Linked DNA regions of Homo sapiens: regions 2, 3, 4 and 5 are each linked to region 1. The links are chromatin contacts, found by Hi-C or POLR2A ChIA-PET in ENCODE. All regions are on one chromosome and are shown on one strand. Each heading gives the region's core, a stretch centred on a gene start or an enhancer-like site at or near the end of the contact. The rest is flanking DNA. Distances are from core to core; before and after follow the strand shown. Region 1 holds the start of JPT1 (Jupiter microtubule associated homolog 1). Region 2 holds the start of H3-3B (H3.3 histone B). Region 3 overlaps ITGB4 (integrin subunit beta 4). Region 4 overlaps SAP30BP (SAP30 binding protein). Region 5 holds the start of SAP30BP (SAP30 binding protein).

What was found. A loop is a pair of places that touch in the nucleus more often than their neighbours do. ChIA-PET counts read pairs that join two places held with the same protein, here RNA polymerase II (POLR2A). Pooled maps may share reads with other maps.
Region 2: a pooled map shows a loop between it and region 1 (7-fold over the local background). The contact joins the promoter of H3-3B here to the promoter of JPT1 in region 1. A Hi-C loop is called at or near these places in 7 of 50 pooled maps. POLR2A ChIA-PET finds 5 or more read pairs at or near these places in 2 of 52 experiments (T-cell and activated T-cell).
Region 3: a loop to region 1 is called in a pooled map, with 4 times the contacts of the local background. The contact joins the enhancer-like site here to the promoter of JPT1 in region 1. A Hi-C loop is called at or near these places in 1 of 50 pooled maps. POLR2A ChIA-PET finds 5 or more read pairs at or near these places in 4 of 52 experiments (K562, T-cell, activated CD4-positive, alpha-beta T cell and 1 more).
Region 4: a loop to region 1 is called in a pooled map, with 4 times the contacts of the local background. The contact joins the enhancer-like site here to the promoter of JPT1 in region 1. A Hi-C loop is called at or near these places in 2 of 50 pooled maps. POLR2A ChIA-PET finds 5 or more read pairs at or near these places in 2 of 52 experiments (T-cell and activated T-cell).
Region 5: a loop to region 1 is called in a pooled map, with 7 times the contacts of the local background. The contact joins the promoter of SAP30BP here to the promoter of JPT1 in region 1. A Hi-C loop is called at or near these places in 6 of 50 pooled maps. POLR2A ChIA-PET finds 5 or more read pairs at or near these places in 2 of 52 experiments (GM10248 and T-cell).

The regions. Positions count from the first base shown.
Region 1 is chr17:75,153,232-75,155,803 of GRCh38, reverse strand. JPT1 (Jupiter microtubule associated homolog 1) reads left to right here and starts at 1,292. Exons shown (of 5, transcript NM_016185.4): 1 at 1,292-1,462. The coding sequence starts at 1,407. RefSeq lists an enhancer at 209-804 and a silencer at 1,457-1,696.
Region 2 is chr17:75,778,491-75,781,062 of GRCh38, reverse strand. H3-3B (H3.3 histone B) reads left to right here and starts at 1,284. Exons shown (of 4, transcript NM_005324.5): 1 at 1,284-1,406; 2 at 1,879-2,016; 3 at 2,100-2,253; 4 at 2,340-2,572. The coding sequence starts at 1,889. The coding sequence ends at 2,468. RefSeq lists a silencer at 1,694-1,963 and an enhancer at 1,592-2,196.
Region 3 is chr17:75,752,386-75,754,957 of GRCh38, reverse strand. ITGB4 (integrin subunit beta 4) reads right to left here. Exons shown (of 40, transcript NM_000213.5): 32 at 2,381-2,512; 33 at 984-1,193; 34 at 143-382. It also overlaps a transcript of GALK1 not described here. Among named protein-coding and RNA genes, the nearest start is that of GALK1, 12 kb to the left of the region's middle. RefSeq lists an enhancer at 418-1,191 and a silencer at 779-1,388. Within about 2 kb of position 1,322, at least 11 of the 41 ENCODE cell types and tissues checked have a DNase peak (open chromatin) inside an H3K27ac peak, as active enhancers do.
Region 4 is chr17:75,687,087-75,689,658 of GRCh38, reverse strand. All of the region lies in intron 3 of SAP30BP (SAP30 binding protein), which reads right to left. Among named protein-coding and RNA genes, the nearest start is that of SAP30BP-AS1, 3.6 kb to the right of the region's middle. RefSeq lists enhancers at 523-1,022, 1,023-1,524. Within about 2 kb of position 1,283, at least 14 of the 41 ENCODE cell types and tissues checked have a DNase peak (open chromatin) inside an H3K27ac peak, as active enhancers do.
Region 5 is chr17:75,666,061-75,668,632 of GRCh38, reverse strand. It overlaps SAP30BP (SAP30 binding protein), which reads right to left and starts at 1,295. Exons shown (of 11, transcript NM_013260.8): 1 at 1,155-1,295; 2 at 8-117. The coding sequence starts at 1,260. RECQL5 (RecQ like helicase 5) reads left to right here and starts at 1,479. Exons shown (of 20, transcript NM_004259.7): 1 at 1,479-1,589; 2 at 2,062-2,205. The coding sequence starts at 2,076. RefSeq lists enhancers at 1,054-1,303, 1,474-1,573, 1,155-2,354.

The sequences.
Region 1 (2,572 bases), core at 43-2,542:
ATTACGGAGGCTGAGGCAGGAGAATCGCTTGAACCTGGGAGGTGGAGGTTGCATTGAGCGCCATTGCACTCTAGCCTGGGTGACAAGAGCGAAACTCCACTTCAAAAACAAAAAAAAAAAAGAAAGGAAAAAAAGAAGGGAAGATTCTAACACAAACAAGTGGTGCGCTTCGTGCTGTTGTGGTAAGCACATAAATGCATCATCCGTGCTTTCTAGAACAGAACTTCTCACTGGCTTTTCATGAAAGCCCGGGGGGGGAGGGTGGTTAACCTAGACTGCCCAGAATACAAACTTCCAACTACCTGAAAGGTGGCTTTGCAAAGAGGAATGTGGTTCAATTATTATGGAAATATTGAGACAAGCAAAGACATCTGCCTTGAGGAAATATGCAAGACATGAGAAGGGCCTGCCCTCTTTTGCCCAAGGCTTTCCTATTATGATCTTGTAAACCATCATTCCTGAATCCTCCAAGTGTGTCTGCATTTGTCGCATGGATAGATTTACCCAGACAGGTGGAAGAGTCATGACTTAAGGGTTATAAACAGCTGCAGAGGCCTGAGCTGCTTCCATAGTCTTGGTAGCAGGGAATGAGTCCATTCCTGGTGCCAGGCATTAACCAGCCTTAGAATAGGCCCCCAAATAGGAGCGACTGTAATTTTGGTCCAGTACATGCACCACCCATTACAACTAAACAGTAACATTAAAATGTAAGGAATTTCCAGTCCTTTTAAAAGGGATCATCTTGGTGCGCTCTCTGTTGCTGACTCATTGTGCGGCTGCTTTGAGACTATTAGGTTTCTAAATGGGACACACAGTAGGTATTCAACAGATAAATGTCAACTTGTTGCAGTACTTTTCATCCTTTAAGGAGGATGCCCTTACTATCCCACCATCAGTAAAGCAAATGAGAGAACAGTAACAGTGACAAATCTCCCTTCTGCTTGCCGAGGTTGTAACTCCCCAAGAAAGAGCTTCCCCCTCTGTCAGGTAACGTTTTACAGTGACAGCCAGCACGACTTCCACCCAGCGCGAGGTAGATTCGCCTTCCGTCCAATCATCGCCGAGATTTTGGGGTGGGGGAGGGGAGAGAGTCCCAAGGCCTTCCCAGTCCAGGAAGGGGGCGGGCTTAGGCTGAGCCGTGGCCGCCACAGCCCATCGTAATGCCGCATGGTGCTTGGCACTCCAGAGAGCCAATAGGAATGAAAGAATTCATTTGAATCGGCCAATGCCGGCGGGTTAGGGGGCGGGGGTTGAAAACCCTATAAAGGCGTCGATCGGCCGGACAGGCGGCAGCGGCGGCTCCTGCAGCGGTGGTCGGCTGTTGGGTGTGGAGTTTCCCAGCGCCCCTCGGGTCCGACCCTTTGAGCGTTCTGCTCCGGCGCCAGCCTACCTCGCTCCTCGGCGCCATGACCACAACCACCACCTTCAAGGGAGTCGACCCCAACAGCAGGAATAGCTCCCGGTGAGGCGACCGGGTCGCGCCCGAGCCGCGCGGGGCTGAGGGGCTGGGAGGGCCGCTGCCGGCGGGGCCTCGCGCCGGTCGTTGCGGGTAACGAGCCCCGTGCGCTGTGCTCGCGCCGGGGCGGGTGGCGGGGTTCTGCCGTCGGCGCCGCCTTTGTGCCGCCTGGCGAGCCCTGCGCGCCGGCCCCACCCGGGTCCCTGCTGCTCTCCATTCATTCCTTCCACGGAGTCAGGGGCTGAGGAGGCCGGGGCTGGTCGCCCCTCGGAGCACGGCCGGTTTTCGTTAATCGGAACCTTCGGGGAGGGCTTCGCTTTCTCCTGTGTGCATCCCGGCTGGTGCATCCCCAGGGTGGTGGGCTTGGCCCCCCAGGTGCCCGGGGATCCTTTAGGGCCCCATGCATGGTCAGGTCCTATTGTCCCATTGATGGGCCACGCGCTCCTGTCTCTCCCCCGTGGCATGCGGTTGGTCTCGCTCTCGCGCGCAGCCATTGGATCCGGAGACCGGATCGATCAGGTCCGGCGGGCTCCTTACCCTCGCCGTGCCCCCACTCCTTATTCGGACCTACCTGACAGGTGCATGTGTGGTCGAGCGGGGCTGGTCATCGCGACCCTTCACCCCCCATTGAGGACCCAATCGTTCTTCCCCTCTTCGAAGTGCCTCCCCTCTTCCAAGTGTCTCCCCTTCCTAACAAAGGAAAGACCCCTTCTCCCCATCCCTGCGCTCATTTCTAAGGCGGGGGGCGGGGGCGGGCGCGGGGAACGAGCCAACCCGAGTGGGTTTTCTGCGCTTAAACCTTCGGACCGTGGCCTTTGCATCCTACCTTCGCTTCCTCCTTTGACGTTTGCCCAGTGAGTTCATCCCTGGCCCTGGTTCCCTTGCAGGAGGAGGTTTCTTGTTCTTGGGCGGGGCCGGAGACATCCATTGTCTCTAACGTGGTAGCGCTACCTGGGAAGCGGGGGATTTTTCTTGCCCTTCTTCCCACTGCTTTTTGGGCTTGGGGCACTGGGTACAGTGTTTGGACAGGAACCCTTTTCCAAGTCCTTGCTTAACTTACTTGGTGGAAGGGTTTGGATTCTGTGGAAGGTGTCCACATTGTCTCAGCTAATTGCA
Region 2 (2,572 bases), core at 35-2,534, 630 kb before region 1:
GGTGTGAACCCAGGAGGCGGAGCTTGCAGTGAGCTGAGATCGTGCCACTGCACACCAGCCTGGGCGACAGAGTCAGACTCCGTCTCAAAAAAAAAAATTAATTTAGTTGAAACCTATGCATACCTGTATCTGCTACTTTTTCTTTTAATAGTTTAGAATATTTGCTGGACCAGCATCAGAACTATAGAGTAGAATGCCCAAGGCTCTATTTCAATTTTCTGGGCTTTGCTTGGCTAGTCTTAACCTTAAGCCTGCTATGGTATTTTATATACTTGAGGCAACTGAAGAACTGACTATTACAATCTACCCAAGACATTTACTTAGGCAAAGGTAGGGATTAGCATATTTACACATTTGTCATGTTTCTTCAGAAGTAATACCTGCCAGGATATGCTATTAAACAAAAGGGCACATATCTAGTTTAGTTATCTTTTGTTTATTCTTTATGGACATGCAAATACTATAGTAGGACTATTTACTTTCTAGCTGTAGTCATTTCATTCACTTGAAGTACATAATTCAAGTAACATGTTGCTTAGTAAGTTACCTCTTGTTTAAGCATATGGAAATCAAAAAATATTTTGTGACACCTTAAAAACATACAAAACAGTTCCTCTAAAATAATTTATTAACATGTTTATTTGTATTTATTATTTACCCCTTCCCACCCCACCAAGAGACCTGCTTTTTGTTAAAAATGTATGTGCATGATATATGAAATACTTGATAATATAACATGATTTACTGAATTCTAATTCTCACACTACGCACTTAACTATCAAAATATTATGAAAGGTAAATAATCCAGGGAACACATTTTATTTTACATCGGAAAATATTTACAAAAATTTTGTTAAAGTAGCCTCTCTGGGTGCATAGCATTCGCTTGATGCCTGTGAGTTTAGACTCCTGCTCATTCTGATAGAGACCAATGCAATTCATTTGCATTGACTTTCTATTGCAGAGCTTTGGAACCAAGGGAAGGATCCAAACATAGCTCCATTTTATCCAATCAGAAGGGCCGCTTAGTGCTAAACTCTGATTCGTCCATTCCTCTTTGCATCCATCCAATCATTAGGCCACTTTAACAGCCAATCAGCGGCGTAGATATGCACCAATCATGGAACAGTGCCGAAGCACGGCCTTTGTGTCGGGGGATGTCAGCGCGTCGGCGAAAGCGCCCACCAATAGAAAAAGTCGTTGGTGTATGCAAATAAGGGTTCTATGACGCAGAGACGCAGCGTGAAGCGTGCCTATAAAAACGGAGGCGACGCGGGGGCTTGGAGCGCAGAGCGGTTTGGTCGTTCGTTGGGCGGTGCTGGTTTTTCGCTCGTCGACTGCGGCTCTTCCTCGGGCAGCGGAAGCGGCGCGGCGGTCGGAGAAGTGGCCTAAAACTTCGGCGTTGGGTAGGCGTTCGTAGGTTTACCCGCGGCTTCAGGTTCTGCCAACCGTTGGCGCCGCGCGCCGCGGCCGTTGGGAGCCGAGCGGCGGGGGCTGCTCGGGCCGCTGGCGTCGGGTCGGGTATGGGGCCGGGAGGTTTCCCCTTGGGGCTTTGTTCCGGAACTGTGTCCCCGCCTTTTCCCGGCGGTGATTCAGAGGTCCCGACGCCGGGTTCCGGGCAGTCGGGCCTCCGCCCGTCGAGGAAGGGAAGTGACTCCTCCCCGCGCTCCCCCTCCCGGGGGAGGCTGCCGCTCCTCGCAGCCTGAGTCATTAGGGGAGGGGGAGGAGGTTGGCGGCCCTCGGCCATCTGCTGCCGCGAGGTGGGGCGCGGGGAGGCGGGAGGCCCGGCGGTGGGGCCAGGATCTGTTCCTCCCCCCGCAGCCCTGGGGGGCGGCCCGGGTGAGCGCGGCGGCCTTATCTTCGGGGCGTCTTTCTTAGGTGAAAGAAAATGGCCCGAACCAAGCAGACTGCTCGTAAGTCCACCGGTGGGAAAGCCCCCCGCAAACAGCTGGCCACGAAAGCCGCCAGGAAAAGCGCTCCCTCTACCGGCGGGGTGAAGAAGCCTCATCGCTACAGGTAGGTCGGGCGGGGGAACAATGGCCCGGCGGTGGCCGGCTTTGTGCGGCAGCGTCCGCTCACTCCTCCCCTGCTCGCTGCAGGCCCGGGACCGTGGCGCTTCGAGAGATTCGTCGTTATCAGAAGTCGACCGAGCTGCTCATCCGGAAGCTGCCCTTCCAGAGGTTGGTGAGGGAGATCGCGCAGGATTTCAAAACCGACCTGAGGTTTCAGAGCGCAGCCATCGGTGCGCTGCAGGTAAGACAAAGGCCTGGAGCCGGGGGAGGGCTGGGCGGTTTCCGCTCCCCGAGTGGGATTAATAGTGCGGCTCTCGTCCTCAACAGGAGGCTAGCGAAGCGTACCTGGTGGGTCTGTTCGAAGATACCAACCTGTGTGCCATCCACGCTAAGAGAGTCACCATCATGCCCAAAGACATCCAGTTGGCTCGCCGGATACGGGGAGAGAGAGCTTAAGTGAAGGCAGTTTTTATGGCGTTTTGTAGTAAATTCTGTAAAATACTTTGGTTTAATTTGTGACTTTTTTTGTAAGAAATTGTTTATAATATGTTGCATTTGTA
Region 3 (2,572 bases), core at 73-2,572, 600 kb before region 1:
GCACGTGTGTGCGTGCATGTGTGCATGCGTGTGTGTATGTTGGAGAATGGGCGGTGGGGACAGCAGACAGAAGCCCGAGGCTCCAGGAGCTGGAAGAGAGGAAGGGTTAGTGGGAGAGGCAGGGTTGGCTGAGGTCACTCACCGTGGGAGGAGACGGAGGTGAGGGTGGAGTAGTCCCTGGGCAGTGTGGTCGAGTGTGAGTGTTCTGAGCGGGTCAGTGAGTTGTAGTCCCGTGTGAGGGTGGAGGATGTGCTTAGCACGCGGTGGGGCACGTGTGGGCTCAGGTGGGTGCCATAGGCAGCAGCACTGGTCGTGGTCATCCTGTGCAGGGAGTTGGTGCTGCCCGGGAAGGCAAAGTCCATCCGGCCATTCACCAGGTGCTCTGCAGGGGGAGAGCAGGGTCCCTTGGTCAGGCCTGCCCCAGACCCGGGCCCCGTGGGGCAGGCTGGGCCCTGCACATTCCTGGTCACCCACCCTCTGGGTGGCTTTTGCTTAAATACAACCAGTTTCCCTCAAACCACTAGGGACAGAGGCCCTCTGTCCCTGCAGGAGCCCAAGGGCCACCCAGGCTTCCACAGCCCATATCCTCTGGCCGGCCACTCTATCGGTGTGAGCACTGCTGACCCTGGCAGTGGCGGGGGTTTGCTGCGTCTGCAGTCAGCTCTGCCCTGGGGAGATCCCCAAGCCTTCCCTCCTGTCCTTTGAGGCCCCTGAGGGGTCTACTTGGGTGCCAGGGTCCGCTTCCCGGGCAGACTTCTGAATTTGCACCCCCTGGCCAGGCAGGCACCATAAGGGCCCAAGCGCCTGCCTCACGCGTCCCCTGGCACTGGGCCCTGCCTCTGAGCAGCTGTGCTCCCAGCCGCCAAGGCCCGGGCCTGGCTGAAACTGGGGCCCCCGAGGCAGCGCAGACGCCCACCCCAGGCCCTCAGGCGCGAGTGAGGCTGGGTGGGCGCGGATCGGGGGGCGGCGGGTGAGCCTGTCACCTCCGGGGGGCCCGGGTGTCGCACTGCGGGGCAGGCTGCCGCCCTTCCCGCCCGCGCCGCCGTCGTCCGGGGGCCCGTGGGGCGCCTCGGCGTCGGAGGAGCGCCCGCTGCTGGCCGACAGGCGCGGGATGAGCTCCGGGGGCAGCCGCCACGTGACGCGCCGCAGGTCCAGCTCCTCCCCCAGCAGGGGCTCGAACTTCCAGCCGCAGCCTTGGGAACAACGAAGGGCCGCGTTGGCACCGCCGGGGGGCGCCGGGCCGAGCAGGGCCAGGCGGGGGAAGGCCGTAGGCTCTGCGAGGGGAGCCCGTCTCCAGCTCCCGGGATCCCGGGGTGTGTGTTGGGGGCGGGGGTAGATGCGCACGGCCGGAGCGGGAAGGCCGCGGCAGGTGAAACCCTTGCGCGGCTGAAGCCTTTCCAGATGAGCGAGTGCAGCCTCGGCACAGCTGGGGAGGAGAGACCCCCGGACCCGCCAGAAACCTGGGGGAAGTCTGGGCTCTGTCACCAGCTGTGAGGTCTCCCTTGCTTTACTTAACCTCTCCGAGACTCAGTTTCCCGTTTGTACAATGGAGAGAGGAATCTTGCCCCTGCCCGCCTCCCAGGGACCGTTCCGCAAGCCACCGAGCGCTTCGCAGGTAGTGTTAGAAGCAGCTGAGCTGGGGTTCCAGAGTCACACCAGCTGCGCTCCACCTGAACCCCTCAAAATGGCTCCTTAAGCCCAAGCTGAGCCCCGTGGGGGCCAGTATGTGTTCACCGGGGGCAGCTTGAGGCATCGGCAGGGACAGAAGAAAATACAAAAGATATACGTGCCCCAGAGGTTTTTCCACTCATGGTACTGTGTGATTGGTATCCCATTATACAGAGCAGAAAAGTGAGGCATGGAAAGGATGAGTGATTCATCTGATGTCCCACAGGTGGAGCCACAGCTGACACTGAGCACTCAGGAGGCCCAGCTAAGGGCTCCGCAGCACTTTGTGCTGGGAATCAAGGAGGAAGGACAGAGCTGTTGGGGGTGTTCTTGTCTCCTTGGCTCCCCTACCCCTGCCAGGTGGCCGCCTGGTGGCTGCCCAGGGCTCCTGGGCCAGGCCTGCCCCTGGGGGGTGGCCTGAGTGTCCTGTGTGCATGGCACAGCTGGTGAACCTTCAACTTGTGAAGCTGTGTTTCTTCGTGGTCCCGTGGGCATGAACTCATGTGCGCTTGCACAAGGCTGTGTGTGTCTGTCCCCCAGGCACTGGTTCCTGTGCCCCATGCACAGATGTGCACTCCATTGCATTTGTCCAAGGCTGCCTTAACCTCCATGTCCTCTAGTTGCTGGCCCCTTTGCCCTCTCTGGACCCAGTGGACTCACTCTGTACCCAAGACCCCCACTGTCCTCTTGTGGGTCCCAGGTCTCCACTCACCAGTGTCATCGGAGACGCTGGGCCTCTGGCTGCCCGATGGAGAGCGTAGAACGTCATCGCTGTACATAAGGAAGCTGTCGTAGTCCTCCCCGCTCTGGGCGTCCACGATAGGGATGTCAGGGATGATGGGGACTGCAGGGCAGGGGAGTGAGCCAGGGCCCTGGCTGCTGCCCCCTGCCCCCCTGCCCGGTC
Region 4 (2,572 bases), core at 34-2,533, 530 kb before region 1:
AAATTCTCAGTTGGTTAAAGTAATGAGCTCATCCTGGATGTCTAGTCACCAGGCATCTGTCTACATCAGCCAGAGGGCATGGAACCCGCAGCCCAGAGACATGAGCAACAACACACAGCCAGAACAGGCTGAGGGCTTTTCACCCAGTTCCTAAGGAAGGTGAAAACAAAGCACCTCACCTAGGAAAGGAAGGCTGCTCCTGGGAGAAAAGACTAGGCCCACCTCTTCAGCCCCCTCATTCAATTCCAATCAAGACACAAGGAAAAACAGGCTGGGGGAGTTGGGAGGCTGAGGTGCGCAGATCACTTGAGGCCAGGAGTTTGGGACCAGCCTGGACAACATGGTAAAACCTCCTCTCCACTAAAAATACAAAAATTAGCCGGGCATGGTGGTGCATGCCTGTAATCCCAGCTACTTGAGAGGTGGAGGTTGCAGTGAGCCGAGATTGCGCCACTGCACTCCAGCCTGAAAGAGCAAGATTGTCTCCAAAAAAAAAAAAAAAAGATACAAGGAAAAACGAAAAGACAAAAACAAAAGCCAAGTTAGAAAACAGAAAGGAGGAAAGAGGAAGTATGGTTTAAACGCTGAGCTGGTGGAGGACACCAATCTGAGCCGAGGTCTCCTCCTCTGCCTGCACCCCTCATCCACCCAGACCCCACCTGAGACTAAAGGCCCAACAACCAGAGCAGGAGGCGGCTGCGGCACACTGGGCGCTGTCCCTGGAGAAGAATAGTGATCTCAACCTGCCAATTTGGTTTCTTAACCAACTGTGACTGAGACTTGGAAGATGCAACTGTAGGTCAGTGGCAGGGGCCTGGTTCTCAAGAATTACAGAACCTGGAATATGGTTCCTCCTGCAGAGAATACAAAAGTCCAGCCATTGATGAAGCTGACTGGAGCGCAGGAAGGAAGTAACAACAATATAGACCCACGAAACTGGACAAGCTGCCATTTGAGCTGGGAGGATTTACTCAGCAGAGAAGTACCAAGTCCTGAGTAAGAGAATGGAGGTTTATTTACAGCCAACAATGCTTCCTCAATCCTTCCTGGAACCGGCCCCACAAAGCTCCAGTGTCAAACTTGAGTTCCACAAAGGCAGCCGCCAGCATCTAGATCCCACCAAATCTAAACGTCATGTTTTCTTTCCAGCTTCGGGAGTAGCGGGCACAGAGAAAGCACTCTGAACAGGGGCACAGGGCAGCCAGCCCCGAGGCCACAGGCAAGAATGCTACAGACTGGGGGTTTCCTGTTGGGCAATGTAATCTTGCATCTTACAAGTACGTGGCAGCTAGGGAGGCAGATTAGTAAAATGACTCCTTTCAAACCTTTATTCTCTCAGACCTGGGACAGCCCATGGCCTGATGAGATCTCACTTCACGAGCACAATAGCTCCTTAAAAACAGATCCTCACTGTGGCCCACGAGCCTTGAGGATTCCCTGCTGCCCATTTCAGCCTCTTCCTCCCCTTTCTGCACCCAGGATCTTTGCAATGCCTGCTCCCTGAAATCACCTTCTCCCCACTCCTGCCTAGAAAGCCCCGTGTAGGCCTCAGCCCAGCCCAGGGAAGCCTTCCTCTACCCTCATGCTCACCTGGCCGATGAAGACAAACTACTCTACTCTGTGTACTCACAAAAATCACCAAGTCTAATAGTCAGCCTGGTCCACAGAAGGTGCTCAAGCACTGACCTCTCTCTGTCTCTCTCACACACACACACACACACACACACACACACACACACACCCCAAACACTGTCAGTTTGTCTTCTGTCAAGTTTAGGTTCCACACCTACCTTCAGCTGTTATGTTTTAACTTCAGACTCCCAGCCTGGTCAACTCCACAGTGAGTTTCATGTGTAGATTCACTAGAAATGTCAGACGGACAGGCAGCAGAAGAGCAGCTAACAAAAGGGCTAGGCTTGCAATAAAAGTCTGCCAAGGGGCAGGAGAAGGTGGGGAGGGGACACCAACGCTGAATTACAAAAAAATTTCAAACCCAATTCTTTGTTCATCTTTCTGCATCATCTTTTTTTTTTTTTTTTTCCTGAGACAGGGTCTCACTCTGTCACACAGGCTGGAGTACACTGGCGCAATCATAGCTCATTGCAGCCTTGACCTCCTGGGCTCAAGCAATTCTCTTGCCTCAGCCTCCCAAGTAGCTGGGATTACAGGCATGCACCACCATGGCTGGCTAATTTTTAAATTTTTTGTAGAGATGGGGTCTCACTATGTTGCCCAGGCTGCTCTTGAACTCGTAGGCTCAAGCAATCCTCCTGCCACAGCCTCCCAAAATGCTGGGATTACAGGTGTGAGCCACCACATCTGGCCCTGCATCCTCTTTCCGAACACTGGGCCTAATGCTCCTAAATCCTAAGACAAAAATAATTACTGTATAGTTAATTCATTTATTTTTTCCACAGATAATTTATTGAGCATGATTTATACACCAAGCAATGGGCCAAGCATTGAGGATAAAATATGAAAACTCAATCTAGGGGAATAAGTTTAGGTATTATGCTAAGCTCTTCAATTAAGAATCTCATTTTTCACAACAGTCCCATGAAACTGTGCTCTT
Region 5 (2,572 bases), core at 46-2,545, 510 kb before region 1:
TACCTACCGACTGTCTACTGTTCTCATCTTCTTCTTCTTCATAACCATCTTCATCACCCCCTAGACGAGAAAAGTCATCCTCCCCATAGGCATCAGATACCAATCCGCCTTTCTCCTCTGAAAGGTTAAAAAACAAACAAACAAACAAAAAGCAAGAAAAAAAAAACAAGAGTTACAATGTAAGAAAAAATGTCCAGAGATTTGAGTGGCCAAGACTATCTCTGAAGATACAAAGGGAACCTAAATCTCATGTTAAGTTACAATAGGCCCAGATTCGGCTCTCTGAGAAGGCCAGCATTTACTGAATAAAATCATTAAAAGGTCAGGGAACAAAACCGAGTACTAAATTCTGTTTCTAATGCTATAAACACTAGATAAACACTAAAGTGTTTATAGGAAACCATCAGAGAACTTTCTGACTGGAAGAGACCACACAAAATCACAAAACATGGAAGTACCTAACCTAATCCAATCCCCTTCACTTTCCAGATGAGGAAGCTAAGGTCCTGATATGTTGTTAGGTAACTTGTTCTTTATTCTCCCAAAGGAATCTGTTTCCATTATCTAACATTGTGCTTCTCAACCTGAGGAGGAGAACATCACCGTTAGGCTTTAAAAACTCACAAAATAAGAAAAATCACCTGGGATCCTTAAAAAGTTCACAAATGCCCACATCCTACCCCAGTTCTACCGAATTAGGTTCTCTCACTTTGGGCATCAGATACGTTTGTTTTTAAAAGCTCCAAGATGTGTTTAGGGCACATTCCTAACTAAAAGTTATAAAGTTAACGAACACAATCTTTACCATCTTCCACGTATGTTTTACTTATCGCTCTCCCTCATCAAACAACGAGCCCAGGGGAAACAGGCAGTGGCTGAGCAGCCGCTCCCTCTTCGTCCATCCCTCTGTCTATCACTATAGCCGGCACGGAGTCTTTCAGTAAGTTTAGGCAAATTAATCGAAATAACGGGAAGGAGATTCTTCATTCTTAGTCCACAGTCTCTAATGCTCTATCTCACCCCGGACCCTGGACCATTCTTCGGGGTCCGGTGCTTGGAGCACAATGACCATCTTGTTCCCTCCCGCCCAGCGAGGGTACAGCATTCCGGGCAGACACCCGATTCCCCCTTCCAGCTTCGCACTTGGGCCTTACCAGCCGCGCTGCCCACCGCCTCGATTCCAGCCTCGCCATCAGACTCGGGCTCTGAATCTTCCGCGTAAACTGCGAGAGACGACAGAACATTCTTCTTCCCCGCCATCTTATTCCCACAGCCCGGGCGTGGCTCACTCCTATGACTCAAGACGCCGACTTCCGGGCGGAAAGGCAGGTTCTTTCGGATCCCAGGAGACCCCCGCGCCACACTGGAAACCAATCAAAACGGCAGTTTCCTGCGCCTGGCTCCGCCCTCATGCCAGCGCTCGCGCTACGTCATCACTGCGCGACGGATATAAGATTGCGTGGGTTCTGCCTAAAGCTGAATTCCCAGCGCTTTGGCTTCTCTGAGTTGGGGTTGTGTATAGGGGTCTTCGAACAGTTCCGGAACCAGCCAGCAGCCTTTAATTCTTGGGCGGACCACGGCCGGTTCTGATATCTTAGGGTGAAGAGAGGGAGGTGTCGGCCAGCCAAGAGAGAAAATTGCGGATCTTGGGCTCAGGAAGACGGGAGAAGGGGTTCGGGGTCCCGGGGTGGAAGAACGGTCGTCGTGGTTGCGCTTATAGAAGTAGGAGCAGGTGGTGGATCTTAGGAAAACGGTTCCCCGTTCTCCAAGCTGTTCTGAAGACATTTATGTTTCTTCTCTTGATCTGATTTCTAGCTCTGTGCTATACCGTGGCCTGGAATAGTTCAATGTTTTCATTTTCATTGAGCGTAAAAGTGGAGATGTTAATTACTGAGGAATGTATTGCTTGAGGCAGTTCACCTTCAGCTTTATTACTTAAAAATAATACATTATTTAAGTGTAATATAGCAAATTGTTACAGAAAAATAATCTGTATTTTTAATGCAAAACAGAGGGTTCTCGTGGCAACCTTTTACTACCTTTGCCTTAACCTTTGGCCACTGTTCTTGGCTAAGATGAGCAGCCACCATACCACCTTTCCTTTTGACCCTGAGCGGCGAGTCCGGAGTACGCTGAAGAAGGTCTTTGGGTTTGACTCTTTTAAGACGCCTTTACAGGAGAGTGCGACCATGGCTGTAGTAAAAGGTAACATTACCAAGCTACCTTCCTTTAAATTTATGCTGGCTATACCATAACGCTGCGGCAGAACACCCTCCTCCTCACCCTTCGTACTGCCTCACCTTTGGTCCATAACTGGATTTGGAAATCTTTAGAGTTGTCAAAGCTTGTAGTTTCGTTTATTTGTTTTAATTAGAGATGGGGTCTTGGCATGTTGCTCAGGCTGGTCTCCAAATCCTGGGCTCAGGCAATCCTCCCACCTCGGCCTCCCAAGGTGCTGGGATTACAAGCATGAGCCACCACGCCCGGCCCAAAGCTTGTAGTTTTAGTGGCAGAACCACCCAGCTGGTCTATATTTCATAGCTAGATTTACACATGGTCTTTGAAAACACTT